Regions from separate parts of the Mus musculus genome. Here region 2 is linked to region 1. A link is a contact called in ENCODE Hi-C or POLR2A ChIA-PET data. All regions are on one chromosome and are shown on one strand. Each heading gives the region's core, a stretch centred on a gene start or an enhancer-like site at or near the end of the contact. The rest is flanking DNA. Distances are from core to core; before and after follow the strand shown. Region 1 overlaps Nt5c2 (5'-nucleotidase, cytosolic II). Region 2 holds the start of Nt5c2 (5'-nucleotidase, cytosolic II).

Region 1 (7,155 bases), core at 2,519-5,018:
CCACCATCACTAACTCCAGCTCTGGGGTCGGATGCCCTTTTCTGGTGGCCACCTACATTCATACACCCATACAGATAACACACACACACACACACACACACACACACACACACGTGTACACACAATTAAAAATAAAACAAATCTTCTTTTAGAAAAGAGTAAACCATTATGAAACTGGGGATATAGTTCAGTAGGAAAGCATGTGCCTGGCATGATCAAGGTTCAAGGCTTGACTCCTAGCACCACAAGTGAACAACCATGAAAATGTTTGGGGGTAAAAAAAAAAAAAAAAGTTGCTGAGTGTGGTGGCTGAGTGTGGTGGCTCATGCCTGAACTCCAAGCGCTTACACTCTCCCAGTCCCACAATACTAAACTATTAACTTTATGGCAGAGTGAGAAACCCACAATCTCATCTTTAAGCTGGGTACTGTGACACATGCCTGTTATCCTAGCATTTGGGAAGCAGATGGGAAAGATCCATGCAAGTTCCAGGTCAGCCTGCATGAGTGAGTTCCAGGTCAGCTTAGAGCATAGTGTGACATCTGTCAGAAAAAGTTTTTTTCTATTTTTAAAAAACAGCTTAAAAGAATTAGAGCCAAAATGCCCAAGTATACACATTAATGTATTCATTAATCTATAATTTTAGTAAAAAGGGTTTTTACAAGAATTTTAAAGTAAGTTACGACTTTTTCTAATTATCTGTACAAGCTCAGGAACCAACTCTCAAGAATACTGGGTAACTTCAATGTTCACAATCTCAATGGAAAAACAACCCGATAAGAGCTTCTTGAAGCCAAATCAATGATTCCATGAACAAGTGACCACTGAACTTCCTGTGGACCCACTGTTGCATCAAGCTCAGAAGTTCTTAAGAAGTCAAAAGTCACTACTTACCGGCTAGGGTATAATCCATATCAAAACCAAAACACTTTATTTTTTCCATGGCTAAACTTCGGTTCACAAACACCCTATAAAAGAATAAGAAAATCATATCTTGATCAACATTCAAGTTTAATGAAGCTATTTTACTATTCTTTATACTGTCGTTTATTTTATTTTCCCAACTGACATTATATTATTGTATATATTTACGGTGTTTAACATGATGAATTGATATTACATCACAGTGACTAGGGACCAAGCAACTTAAACATGCCATGCAGGTAAGTCTCCCTCCCTCCCTTGCCTTTCTAATACACCAGCTCATTATTACCTGTGCTCACACTGTACTGTCAAGCCTTGGACAAACAGCTCCTAGATAACTGTAGTTATGTATCTCACACATACAATGAAACTTTTTTTCTTAAGTTTCAAATGCAAGTGATACTATGCAGTATAATCCTGTATTTGATGTATTTACTCAGTACAATGTCATCTAAGTTCATGTAAGTGGTTGCAAATGGTAGAATCTCCCTTTGAAAGCTAAAAAATGTTCCTCTGATATGTTTAGAGAGTTCAAATTTACCCTACATCTATGGATGAATGCTGTGATTAGTAACGATGCAATGAACACTGGAGAGTAGTGGGCAAGGTGGGTGATCTCATTTTCTTTGGGTACTTTTATTACTTTGATTTCTTTGGGAAACTTGGTGCCATTTTCCACTGTGGATATAACAATTTATGCCAAACTTTTGTATATCTAATTGTGATATTAATTTGAACCTCTTAGATTAGATGATCTGTGATTTTAAATACTTTTTCATGTATCTGTTGGCAATTTACATGTCTTCCTAAGACATATAAACTGCCTATTTTTTTTCAATTGGGTTTTCTTTTCTGCTATTTGCTTGCTTGGAGACTACTAACAGCTTGATCCAGTGGTAAGGCAGGCCCATGCTGAAGTAATGAGGAGGCTAGCTAAGGCAGGAGTAGCAAATTCAAAGCCAGGAATTAAAAGCCAAACTTTGTAACATAACAAAAAATAAAGCTAGATGTGACAGCACGTTCCTGTAATCCCAGCAGTGGGGAGTCTAAGGCAGGAGGATCACAAATCACAAGCCAGCCTGGGCTGGCTACATGAGTTCCAGGCCAGCCTGAGCTACACAAATAGACCCTGTCTCAAAAGAAAACAAAAGCCCAAGCAAATAAACAAATAATAAGGGAAGTAAGTCAGGTGTGAAGGAACAGGCTGAGGCAGGCCAACCTCATGCTCAAGCCAGGCTGGGCCATACATGGTGCAGCCCTGTCTAAAACTAAAAAAAAAAAAAAAAAAAAAAAAAAAACAAAAACCTCCAAGGTCTAAGGAGCTTAGCATATACAATGCCCTTGGTTCAGTCTCAAGCATTACATAAAACCAAGCATGGAGCATACACCTATAACCCCAGGTGGAGGCAGGGTGGGCAGAAGTTTAAGGTGATCCTCAACTACATAGTGACCCTGTCTGTGTCTCTGTGTCTGTGTCTGTATCTGTGTCTGTCTCTCTCTCTCTCTCACATACACACACACACACTTTAAAAACTTTATAGACTTCTTTGTGTTACAAATTATAGTAAAATGGACAGTTTTAAAGAATGCATTCCCAAAGAATTGCTTAAAATAATTCAATTGAAGATGAAACACTATCATTTATTTTCTATGAAAACCATTTGCATCTCATGGATTTCACTGCTCCCACACACAGTAAGCTCAGTAAGTCTGTTAGATTCTGAAAGAAGTATTACATAAAATTTTTATACTCCCCTTGAACCTTGAGGAGGTAAGGGGCAGGTGTGGCAAACACCTGTTAACCCAGCAGAGGCAAGCAGACCTCATGTGAACTTGAAGTCACACTGATCTACATAGTCAGTTCCAGGTCAACCAAGCTTACACAGAGAAATTCTGTCTCAGGGTTACTAACCCACAGTCAAAATTTCTGACCCAGAACTGATCCTGTCTAAAAGAACTGCAGGGACAAAAATGGAGAAGAAATTGAAGACAAGAGCCTAGCATGGCTGTCCTCTGAGGCTCTACCCGCAGCTGACTGAGACAAACACAGATACTTACACACAACTATTAGGACCCCTATAGTTGAATTAGGGGACGGCTTGAAGAAGCTGAAGAGGAGGGTGACCCCATAGGAAGACCAGCAGTCTTAAATTAGCCAGCTCCCAGGAAGCTCCCAGACACTGAGCCACCAACCAGGCAGCATACATGGGCACACAGATAGCACAGGAGTGCTTGGTGTGGCCTCTGTGGAAGAAGATGTACCTAACTCTCGTGAGACTTGAGGCCCAAGGGAAGGGAGGCTAGGTGGGAGGGGAGCACCCTCTCAGAGGCAAGGAGGAGGAGGGATGGGATAGGGAACCACGGGGGTTGGGGGGTGAGGGGAGCAACGGCAGGAATGTAAGTAACTTTTTTAAAAAACCTAGTTTTTGGAACATCATTATCTTGACTTAAGCATTGTAAGAGAAAGGAAAGAGAAAATCTTGTCAGCTGAAAAAAAAAAAAAAAAAGAACCTAGAGGAAAAGTGGCGCCTCCCCTAACCTTTCTGTTTTAGTTCTTTGTTTCTAGTAGTTTGAGGTGCTAGAAAAGCAAACATCACAAAGCAACAACTGCTACACACACACACACACACACACAGCTACTTAGCTCCAAATACCACAGTGATCCTCCCCTCAGGTTTTACCCTGCTTTTTCACGGAGAGCAAAATCTACCTGATGACTGACAATCCCCGCCTACATAAATCCTTTTGAAAACAACACAGGAGAAAGACACAAAATAATGGTTCTAACTCTAAAAACCGAAAGCTACTACAGCTGAGGCTTTTCAAGAGACAAGGGGCCAACTGGATGAAGCCCTGCTCAGAGCTGTAACAGCTGATGTGCCTAAAATACCTCAGCTAACACAGGCAGCAAGGGGATGAGGAAGATTGCTCTTCCACGTCACACATCTTAAGAAATAGGTCCAGAACAACGTAATTTTTAAAAAGCAGTTTCAATTTTGATAGAAAACAGATGTTAGCTGGCTTTAGATGCAGCTGAAGTAGCAGGGAAGACACTAACATAAAAGAAATGTCGCAAAGCAAAGCTCTTTTCTTGGTCAGGGGAGGAAAAAAAGGCTGCACCTGCATAGCCACGGAAATCTTTCAAAGTAGACACATTTTGAAAAGACAGCAAGAGCAGGGTACCCTTGCTAATGCTGGGAATAACATATTTCAGGAATAAGAAAATCTATTTTTGCCAAAATAACCATGGCTAAATATCCATCAAGTCACATGTCTCACTCCTCTCTGAGTTGACTAATCACATTATCTACTCCATCAACACATTTACCGATGTGTGCTAGAATACACATCTCATTTTGTGACAAATATCACAGAATATCCTTTGGGAATAGTCAGAGCTACAAAACTTTGTATGTCCTTAAGATTAGAAAATAAGATCTGGCAAGTGGGTAAAAGTTCTTGCTGCCAAGCATGGAGACTTGAGTTCAGTCTTAGGACCATCAAAGAAGAGAACTCACTCGCTCAGTTGTCCTTTGACCTCTCCAAGTGCCTGCGGTGGCATGAGTTCCCACATACAAACATTTGCACGCAAACATGAACACACAATATATTAATAAAACATTTTAATTAGGAAAAATACATTTGAGAAACTTGCATCAAATATCCTTTCCTTTTCATTCAAAGCAAGTACTCTAAATCGTAGAATCACCTCCTAAACTTAAGAGAGCATCACTCCTATGCCCTCACTTCTGTGGTGATCTTTATGTGAAAACCTCACCTATAGTCTCAGCTTTCCTTTTCTTTCCCTAACATAAACTATGAACATAGAAGGAGGTATACAGAAATGAAATCTAATTTGCTGTGTAAGCTAAGCTGTAATAAGCAAAGGAACAACTGTTACAGAGAACTAAGCCAAACACAGTTCCTGCATGTATGTGCTAAGCTTTACAAATACACAAATACCCAAGGCTGAACGAGAAACCTTTGGCACAGGAGAAAATGTAACCCTGACCTCACATATCTCAGGACAGACTTCAACAGACACTTATCTCTCAGCTTGAGACTAATGGCCATTCCCCACCGAGTTTACAAATTAAATGAAGTGTAAGATATTGTGTCAACTACAAGATATTAACGGAAAAGCAAGCTCACTGACCCACATATTTCAAAACAAATAAATTTACATACTTGGGAAAAATCAAATTTCTCTACAAATACCAGGACCTTTCTGCAGATCTGCCCGTGCCAGCTTACTATGGTCTTACTAAACTATTAACTAGCAGAATAATTTCACCTATGTTCAAGAGCATAAACATATCTGTAAAAATTAAAAGCATGCTTTAAAACATGTAATTATCACCCAAAATGTTATGGCTAAACTAGGCATCCAATTATAAATCAGAATCATAAATCCAACTATCATCCAGAATTCCCACAGATAAGAGCTGTGAGCTGACACTCACAATTTCTAGGAGATACATACACAGGAACATTGTAAAACTAAACACAGACTCCAGTAAAAACACCTTTAGCAATATTTACTATCAAATCCCACAGCAGTAAGGCAAAATTCCATTCAGGTACAGATATTAGCTGCAAGAAATAAAACCATTACTACAATGTGCTTTAAGAATAGGGATCTAAGAGTCTAAGATTTAACATAAACATGCAACTTATTATATTTGAAATTCTGTAAACAGCAAACCTCTGGTTTGGATCTGACTATAATTCAAAGCAAAATTACCTCATCTGTCACTGGTTTCCGTTTGGCAAACTGAAACTATCTGGGTAAAGTAGTTTCTGAAGTCACATAACAAGATTCTTCTTAAAATCCCTAAAACAATTTTTGAGTGTGTGTGATGTTAACCTAATTTCTAAAAGACTGTTTAGCCCGAGCCAGGCCCCCTCACACCATGTATCTTCTGAGACAGTGTGGGAGAAAACACCTCTGTGTCTAATTTAACTTGTCATTGGATATCACTGTTGCTCCACACAAATCCATTTGGAATAGAATTTCTCTGGCAATGGTGAACTGCATCTGTAACTCCTCCCTTTGCTTAGGAGTCACAGTTTCCTGGCCAAGTGCCCAACAACAGTTACTGCAACAACAAGTGAGAGGACTGTAAAATGCTCTTGGTCGTCTATTTTCACTGTAAGCAGCTGCGGTGGTGCATTCAAGCTGCTAGCAGGAAACTACTCCAAATGCATCTGAGTACGTAAACTCAAATTATGAACTATAATAAATTAGTGTCATGTCTGCAAATGTCACTTAGGTCGAGGCAAGATAACTGCCTGGGGGCTGGCTCGATGGCTCAGTGGTTAAGAGCACCAACTGCTCTTCCAAAGGTCCTGAGTTCAAATCCCAGCAACCACATGGTGGCTCACAACCATCCGTAATGAGATCTGATGCCCTCTTCTGATGCATCTGAAGACAGCTACAGTGTACTTAGATATAATAATAAATAAATCTTTAAAAAATAAAAAGGTTAACTGTCAGGGCTACAGAATGAGACAAAAACAGGAAAAAAATCATGCTCTAATGTAGATTGATTATTTGTTTGTTTGTTTTTCAAGACATGGTTCTCTGTTTGGCCCTGGCTGTACAGGAACTCACTTTGTGGACCAGGCTGGCCTCAAACTTAGAGATCCTCCTGTCTCTGCCACCCGAGTGCTGGATTCAAAGATGTGAGCTAGCAGCACCGCCAGGGCATAAATGCAGACTTTTTGATATAAACAACCTAGCTGCTTTTCCCCCCAATCTGTTCCTGTTCCTGCCTCTGCATTTTTCCCCACTCAAGCTTAAAGCCGCATCCAATTATCTATGTGCCTTCCTTCACACTTCCAAATGTCTTTAGAATCCATGTCTTTCACCCCATTAACTTCGCAAGGTCATAATTCTCCAGAAAACACTTCCCACTGGTCTGTCCTCATCCGGATGCTGACTGCTCTGAGGCAGGGCTGCTGGAAACGTGATACCCAGACTAATGCTCTCACCACGAACATTTCACTAATCCAGGACACCACCCAGAGACTTCTATTACTTAGAAACTTTTATAGCAATTTGATAGAGAAATAATTTGCTAATATAATAATAAAAAGTCCTATAATCTCAGCACTTTTGAACAAGGGAGGTTAGCCTGAGCTACAAGTGAGAACCTATCTCAAAAAAGGAACAAAATGTTTTCTGTCTCTATGTAATTTGTTTTTACTATAGTTTAGAAATATTATCAA
Region 2 (7,603 bases), core at 4,438-6,937, 35 kb after region 1:
TCAACCTCTGGGTCCCACATGGGGGAAGGAGAACCATACCCACAAGTTGTCCTCTGTCCTATGTGTACACAAAGACATGTTCCTGTGTGGGCATGCATTTTGGTGTGTGTTTACACACAGTAAGTTAAATGTACTTTAAACAAGCAAAATAGGGCTGGAGAGATAGCTCAGCAGTTAAAAGCACTGCTCTTCCAGAGGTCCTGAGTTCAATTCCCAGCAACCACATGGTGGCTCCCAGCCATCTGTAATGGGATGCCACATCCTCTTCTGGTGTCTGAAGAAAAACTGAATTAGGTAAAGAGGAGGGGGGATGTTTATTATATGTATCTATCTTGGGTCAGGACACCCTTGTGCCACAGGATGCATATGGACATCAGAGGACAACTTGTGGGAGTTAATTCTCTCCTTCCACCATGTGGGGCACAGGGATCAAACTCAGGTTGTCAGGCTTGCAAGGATACTGCCTTTACCCGCTGAGCCATCTCTCTGGCCCAAAGAAAGAAACTTTAAATCGGGTCTAGTAGCAGAAGACTGTTCTGGGAGCCACTCTGGAGACTGAAGGCAGGAAGATTAAGCTCAAGGTTGGCCTGGGCTTCATGGCAATGTCTAGGTCAGCCTAGATAACTTTCGAAAACCCTTATCAAAGTAAAAAGTTTAGAAGTGGGGAAAAAAAGGCTGGGGACGTGTTGTTGTAGAGCGCTTGCCTACACAAGGCCCCTGGTACCACAAAACAACACTATATACTAGATATTCCATGAAACTAAAACAAGGAACTTTAAAAAACACTTATTTACCCCTAAAAGCCAGACTATCAAACAAAAACCCTACTGCTAGGTATAAGCAACTTCCTTTGAAGTTGTTGGTCACAAGTCCAAAAAAAAATAATGGAAGGAATTGCCACCACTGCCCTTGATTGCCCCCCAAAAATCGAAGGTAAGAGCCTATTGCTGAAGATAGCATATACTTCACATACATATACTTCACATACGGGACTTGGAGGAACTGGAATGGAAATGACCTAGAAGTCTCCTACCCAAGGACTAGCTCTCACAGCACCTGAAGGAGTAATGCAAGCTATCACTAAAGATGCAACAGTGACACTTACTAACTGGACTCCGGTGCACTCAACAGGAGGGAATCCATGCTAGGCACTATAATCCTAGCTGTGGAATCCGAGCTGTGGCTGGTGAAGCCATGGAACCCAGAGAACCTACAACGCTGCCACTTATAGACAGTGTAAGTTCTAGCCACATGCTCAGCACCCCTCCTTATTCCCACAGGAAAGTGCAGCTCTCACTTTTTTTTTTTTTTTTCAAGCAGAGATCACTGTAGAAAGCCACAAAAAACTGTTCAAAATGCAGAAAACAACCAACTGTGGGTGCCCAGACCCAACTGATAGGTCTACAGCACAATCTCTACACCCAAGGCTCAAGAACATTTTGGAAAAGGAGGGAATTCTAAGAGCCAAAGGACCGTGATGTCTGCTGTGAGACAGCGTCCTTTGTGTGGCAGGAAAGCTGCATCATGAACACTCAACAACAGCTGCCTAAACAAGACCTGAAAAAAACCACTACCAACTCACATGCCAACATCAGATGGGGAGAAGTCCCAAGGCCCCACCGATATGAAGTGCTATAGGAAATTAATGGTTGGTAATAAAGTCAGAATCAGCCTTCTCTAGAGATGAGCTCCCAGACAGGTTATTCAATTCCAAGTCGTCAGCTGTAAACACACATAGATATGAGTAACAGTAGATGATCTCACCAGGTTATAGTTATAGATGTGTATGTACATATGCTACAGTAACAAGAGACTATGTATGTGAGGATGAGATGTGTGCATGGGAAGAGTTGAGGGGTAAAGGAAGAAGGTTTTACAGTACTCACATATGAAATGTTTCAACAAAAAAGAAACAGATTAAATAAATTATTACACACTTTTTAAAAAAGTACATTCCACTAGTCATATGAATGAAAGCACGCTAACATTTAAAATGTCTGTGTGTTTGAGACAGGGTGTCATGACTCTGAGGCTGGCCTAGAATTCCATTTGTAACCAGCAACCTTAAGCCCCTGATTGTCCTGCTTTCACCACAGCTGGTATCGCTTTTTTTAAGAAAAGCTATTAAGTTTCAGGTGCCAGGTTTTCCAAGTTGATCCTGTCACACAGGGCTCTTTCATTTGGCATTTCTCATAATGGCTCCCAGCCAACAGAGACACGCAAATGGTAGAATAAACAGTTCAACAGTCTCCACATCAACTTCATCTTTTTGATTCTGTAGTCAGCATTAAAAGGGGGAGGATTTTTGCTTTCCTGATACTAGGGGGGTTTCTGTTACTGCTATTGGATTTTTGTTGTTTTATTGCTAGTTATTTTCCACAAACTTTTGCAACCAATCTCTAGAGAATGCAATCAAATTTCAATCAATAAAGTTATATAAAACAAGACGTGTTGGCCCTCACCTATAATCCCAGCCCTAAGAGGCTGAAGCAAGAGAACTGCAAGCTGGAGGCCAGCCTGAACTACTGAGTTCCAAGCCAGTTTAAGATTTAGTGAGACTCCCCATCCTTAGCCCCTTACGACTTGGTATGGCTGAAGAGATAGCTCAGAGATTAAGCACATTGGTTGCTCTTCAGGAGACCGGAGTTCAAGTCCCAGCTCTCACATGGTGGCTCACAACCATCTGTAGCTCCAGTTCCAGGAAATACAATGCCCTCTTTGGATCCTGATAGACACCAGGCACACAAATGGTGTACATACATGCAGGCAAAACACTCAACACATAAAATATGAATGAATATAACATAAAAAATATGTAATGGTCCAATGACAAAATTTTAGTACTCCATGATAATTTGTTATCAACTTCATGTAAGGAAATTAACATCCTCAGGTTTGAACCTAAAAAAAAAAAAACACCTCCCCTCCCACATATTATTTTTAAAGGGGTGGTAGGGGTTCCTTTTATTCATTTTGCTCTAGCTCCAAAGAATCCAAGTCACATTATGTTGTAAAGAGCTTACCAGAACATCTGTTACTAGCTTCGTCTGGTACTACTGCCCTTAAACTGTCCGTAAGCTGTCTCCTGGCTGGAAGTACAGCTTTCACTACTCACTTGTCACTTAGCATATGCCTTGTGATAGTCAGCATCTCATGTTAGTAGATGCTGTCACAAAAGCTAAAAACATCACATCAACAAACACTTCCTGAAAGCATGTGTGCCCGCACTGCCTGCTATCCTGCATAAAGGCCTGGTATAAAGCATCCAAAAATGAAAATAAGATCAAGTCCAGTAGCAGTGTGTACTCAGCAATCATCACTAAGTAAAAACCTACATTTGAGGTCACCCGTAGTGGCTCACTTTGCAATCCAAGCTATGCAGGTCTCTGGGACCAGCCCAGAGCACAAAATGTCTGAGACCTTATCGCAAAAAAGCTAGAAAACAAAAAAGTAAAACATAAGTAAATCTCTTGGTAAGATGTCAGCAGGTTGGTTTTTGTTTTGCTTTTTGGAAAGAGTGAAGCAGTAAAGCACCCCCGCCCACCCCCTTTTTCTCAAGCCCAGGCAAGCATGGTGGCACATGCCTACAATCCCAGCGCTTTGGAGAGCTGAGGTAGGACGATCCCAAATTAGAGCCCCGCCTAAGCTACACGGCCAATTCAAGGTGCGCGGGTGGGTGCTAGGCCCTTGGAAGAGGAACCCAAAATGAGCAGCTTAAAAAGGCTCTTCCTCAAAATAAAAAAGGCCTGAACGTAGTTCAATAGTAGACTGCTTTGCCTAGCCTAAGCTTAGTCCCTAGTTCAGTCCCCAGTAGAGAGATCCTGTACACTTTTTAAAAACTATTTTTTGTTTTTGTTTTGTTTGTTGTTTTGTTTTGAGACAGAGTCTCTAGTAGTTCTGGCTGTCCTGAACTTGCTACCTAGACCAGGCTTGTCACCTGACCCTGCGTCTCCAGTGAACCACCACACCAAACTGAGAACCTACAGTTTATAGACACAGGCCAAGAAATGTGTGCACAGTACTCAGAAAACTGAAGAATTTTTAGGATAACCTGGGATGCATAGTGAAACGCAGTAACATAAACATCAACTTTTTCTAAATACCATGTTTGAGACACCAATTTCCTCATACAGCTGAGTCCCCCATAACCTGGCTCTCTTCAGGAAGACGTATGTCATCTAGTAAGGCCAGCAGGCACTCTGAGTACTCATATTTACCAAACGCTTCTGATGACTGTACTGTTTCATACGACAGAACCTTGAAGGGCATCTTATTTTACAGATTAATGCTGGCTGAGAATAATGCAACAACCAATAGTACTGAATTTGGCTTTTTGTTCATTTTTTTGGTAAGAGTGAAGCTTAAACCAGTTTTTCAAGCTCAGGCATGGTGGAACAAGCCTATTAATATCTGTTAGGGACCTGGAAGAGAAAGATCCCAAGTTCGAGGCCACTAGGGTACAGAGCCTGTTCGAGGCCTACAAACAGGTTCATATTGTAATGGAAATGCTCTTCGGAAGCAAGCCGGGAAGCATCAATCCTTGTATCAACAGCCCAGCATAACCACCTTGCCACTACGAGCACCCGCAACGATTTTATTGCAATTTTTAACCAGCTGGTTTGTTAAACTGAACCTCTAAGCCCTGATGTCTTCTCTTACATTCTTAGCCATTGATGGAAAATGCTAAGGTGACTATGTGAAAGACCTGAAGTCTTTCTGTACTCACTACGTCTACGATAAATGGCACCGTTTTAACATCCTCCCCCTACACATGACGGCCAAAGGAATTTGCATCCCTTAAGAAAAATTATAGGTCTACGGTCATTATGAAACAATGTGCGGGGGGGGGGGGGGCGCAGAGAAGTGGTGGGGAACACGCAACCGTGTTGAGTGACTAGTCATTTCAGAGTGCTCTATTAGAGCACAGCCCTCGACTACCGAGGCTGTGAAACAAATCCGACACAAACCTTCATCTAATGCTTTTAAAGGCTGCGGCCAGGCAAAGCCAACCGCTCAAAACGCTGTTCTTGTAACAGGCCCCACTTCTGCATCTCGCCCTGCAGGGCTTCGGGGGCCCCAGAAAAAAAAAGGCGAGGGACAAACCGCCTCCAAACGTCTTTAGGCGAGACTTGCAATTGATGTGAGCTTTCCAGGAAGTACTGCGCACCACAAAACTGGCTCGTGGGCCATTCCGCGGGCAGATCCAAACCCTGCCAGGCTCGCAGCCCATGAGGGGAGCCCCGCACCCGCCTCACGAGAACTGAGGCCAGGCTGCCAGCCCAGAGAGACCAGGGGAACCGAGAGCGGCGCCTGCCCGCCCACTCCGCGAGAAAGGCGGGGTCCCAGCTAGCGGACGCTGGGAAACAATGGCGCGAGCATGACGTGGGCCGGGGGCGTCGCCGCCGCGCGGGGAAGGGGCTGCGGCGGGCCGGGGGCGCCCGGGCCGGGGGCGTGCGCCACGCCGGGGCGCTGAGGCCGCGGGCGCGCGGGCAGATCTGGGCCGGGGTAGGGAGCCCTGAGGAAAGGGACGCCGGGCGGACGGCGGGGGCCGCTGGGTCGCGCGCTGGGCCGCGCATCCTCCCCAGCCTGCTCGCTCGCCGCCCGCCCGCTCCAAGCCCCCTCCCGCCCGCCGCGGGTGCCGCCGCACTCACCGGCCGCACCGCACGGCAGCAATCCTAGCGCGCAACTGCCGCAGCCGCCTCGGCGCGCGCCCTCCCCGCCCCCGCCGCCCCGGCACCGCCCCCAGCTCGCGCCCGGCCAGGGACCGGCGCTCTGTTCCTTACCCGGGCTCCGCCGCAGAAGCCGGCCGCGGCGATGCTCCCTGGCGGGCGGTCCTGTCTCAGGGCCCCTCACAGGGCTCGGGGAACTTCCCACCACAGAACTCCCAGAGCTGCTAAACTCCGAGGGTGATGCACGTTAACAACCTATCCATTTCCTAGGAATAACCACCTCTTGGCTTTTTGCCTGCTCCCCTCAGCACACTCCTGGCTGCCCCGCCCCTACCTTAGGTGACCACGCCTACTCTGCGAGAGGCTTTCCCTAAGGTGGGAAGAGTGTGTCCCTTACTCCTAGCAGCTTACTCCTAGACAAACGAACCAGAGGGTCTCCCTGGAAGACCTTGAACTCAACTCCATGATAATCATAGGGACCAGCTTTGGGGTTTATCAGAATGAGTTCAAATCCTAGTTTCACTACTTACCCAGGGAACCAACCAAGGAACCTGACTACACACAGTTGATTTATCCGAGATATTATTGATAGAATGAAACAATACAGACTCCAGGCTTAGTTCTGGATCCTAGCAAACAATAAATAGTAGTTGAATACACTGACACCCGTTACCGTACTTCACTACAAGACAGCCCACCCACTATGTCCAGAACACTGCATTCCTTAGTCTGGGCAGCTCTGGAATTCATCGCAAAGACCAAATTCTAGTCCTGGGAGCCTCGGAAAAGCAACTGATCTACTGGTTCTTCGACCTTGGACTTTGCCCAAGATCTTCCCGAGTTGGGGATATTTGATCCCTCCCATTGTTTTTCCTCTGTCCTAATTCTGAGGATCTTTGTCTTTCTCTCAGGCATTTGGCTGATTTGATTTTGATTTCCTTTAGATGGTATCATCCAAGACTAAGCCAAGTTTTGTAGTACCATCATAATCAAGGAGGACTATGGCTTCCACTTTGTAACAGCGCCTTGCATTTGTGCAGTAAAGTTCTCAGTGAACACTAAGTATGGTAGCTTGCCGGGAGTCCTAGCTTCTGGAGATGCTAGGACTAAGGCAAGAGGATTACGTGAGCCCAGAATTTGAAGTTAACCTGAGCAACATAATGAAAGAAAGAAAAAAGGGAGAGGAAGCAATGGTGAGGGGGGGGGGGGGAACAAGGAAGAAAGAGGAGGAAGGAGAAGAAAATGAAAAAGAGAAGAAAGTTCTTGGCAGACATACTACTGACTCATTACACTTGCAGTCAACCTGAACCACAGGGTGTTTTTGAAAACAGGAGGGCTCTGCTAACAGCTTCTACTTACCCTCCTGTGCCTTTCACCCTGCCTAGGTCAGCTGAGGATAAGCCCCTATTAGGCTTTTCACCTATTAGGCTTTTCAACATGGGAAAAATGGCATGTAAGCCAGTTTGCAGTTAGCTTAATACCACCTTTAAGCCAAGTATGTTTCTAGAAAGCCTGGTTTTGTAGGTAGGCCTGGAGTGGTTAAAGCTTACCTTGAATTCCTCTCAGGAGGCAGAGGCAGGTGGATCTCTGAATTCAGGGCCAGCCTGATCTACAGAGCAAGTTCTGGGCCAGCCAGGGCTACCAAATAAGACCCTGTCTCAAAATAAGTAAATAAATGCCCAGTTCTGTGACTAAAGACTGGTACGGGGCCGGGCGTGGTGGCGCACGCCTTTAATCCCAGCACTTGGGAAGCAGAGGCAGGCGGATTTCTGAGTTCCAGGCCAGCCTGGTCTACAGAGTGAATGCCAGAACAGCCAGGGCTACACAGAGAAACCCTGTCTGGGGGGGGGGGGCGGGGGACTGGTAGGGGGCTGTGTACATTTGACAGGAAAAAAGGAGAGTGCACACAGAGACTACAGAGAAGTAACAACAGG

The links. A loop is a pair of places that touch in the nucleus more often than their neighbours do. ChIA-PET counts read pairs that join two places held with the same protein, here RNA polymerase II (POLR2A).
Region 2: a loop to region 1 is called in a map of heart, with 1.8 times the contacts of the local background. The contact joins the promoter of Nt5c2 here to the enhancer-like site in region 1. A Hi-C loop is called at or near these places in 6 of 37 maps with a recorded cell type or tissue (T-helper 17 cell, T-helper 2 cell, gastrocnemius and 2 more). POLR2A ChIA-PET finds 5 or more read pairs at or near these places in 2 of 5 experiments (Patski and embryonic stem cell).

Annotation. Positions count from the first base shown.
Region 1 is chr19:46,923,368-46,930,522 of GRCm38, forward strand. Nt5c2 (5'-nucleotidase, cytosolic II) reads right to left here. Exons shown (of 18, transcript NM_029810.5): 3 at 895-968. Among named protein-coding and RNA genes, the nearest start is that of Nt5c2, 35 kb to the right of the region's middle. Within about 2 kb of position 3,769, at least 1 of the 3 ENCODE cell types and tissues checked has a DNase peak (open chromatin) inside an H3K27ac peak, as active enhancers do; it is heart, where a contact is called at or near this core.
Region 2 is chr19:46,956,621-46,964,223 of GRCm38, forward strand. It overlaps Nt5c2 (5'-nucleotidase, cytosolic II), which reads right to left and starts at 5,688. Exons shown (of 18, transcript NM_029810.5): 1 at 5,652-5,688.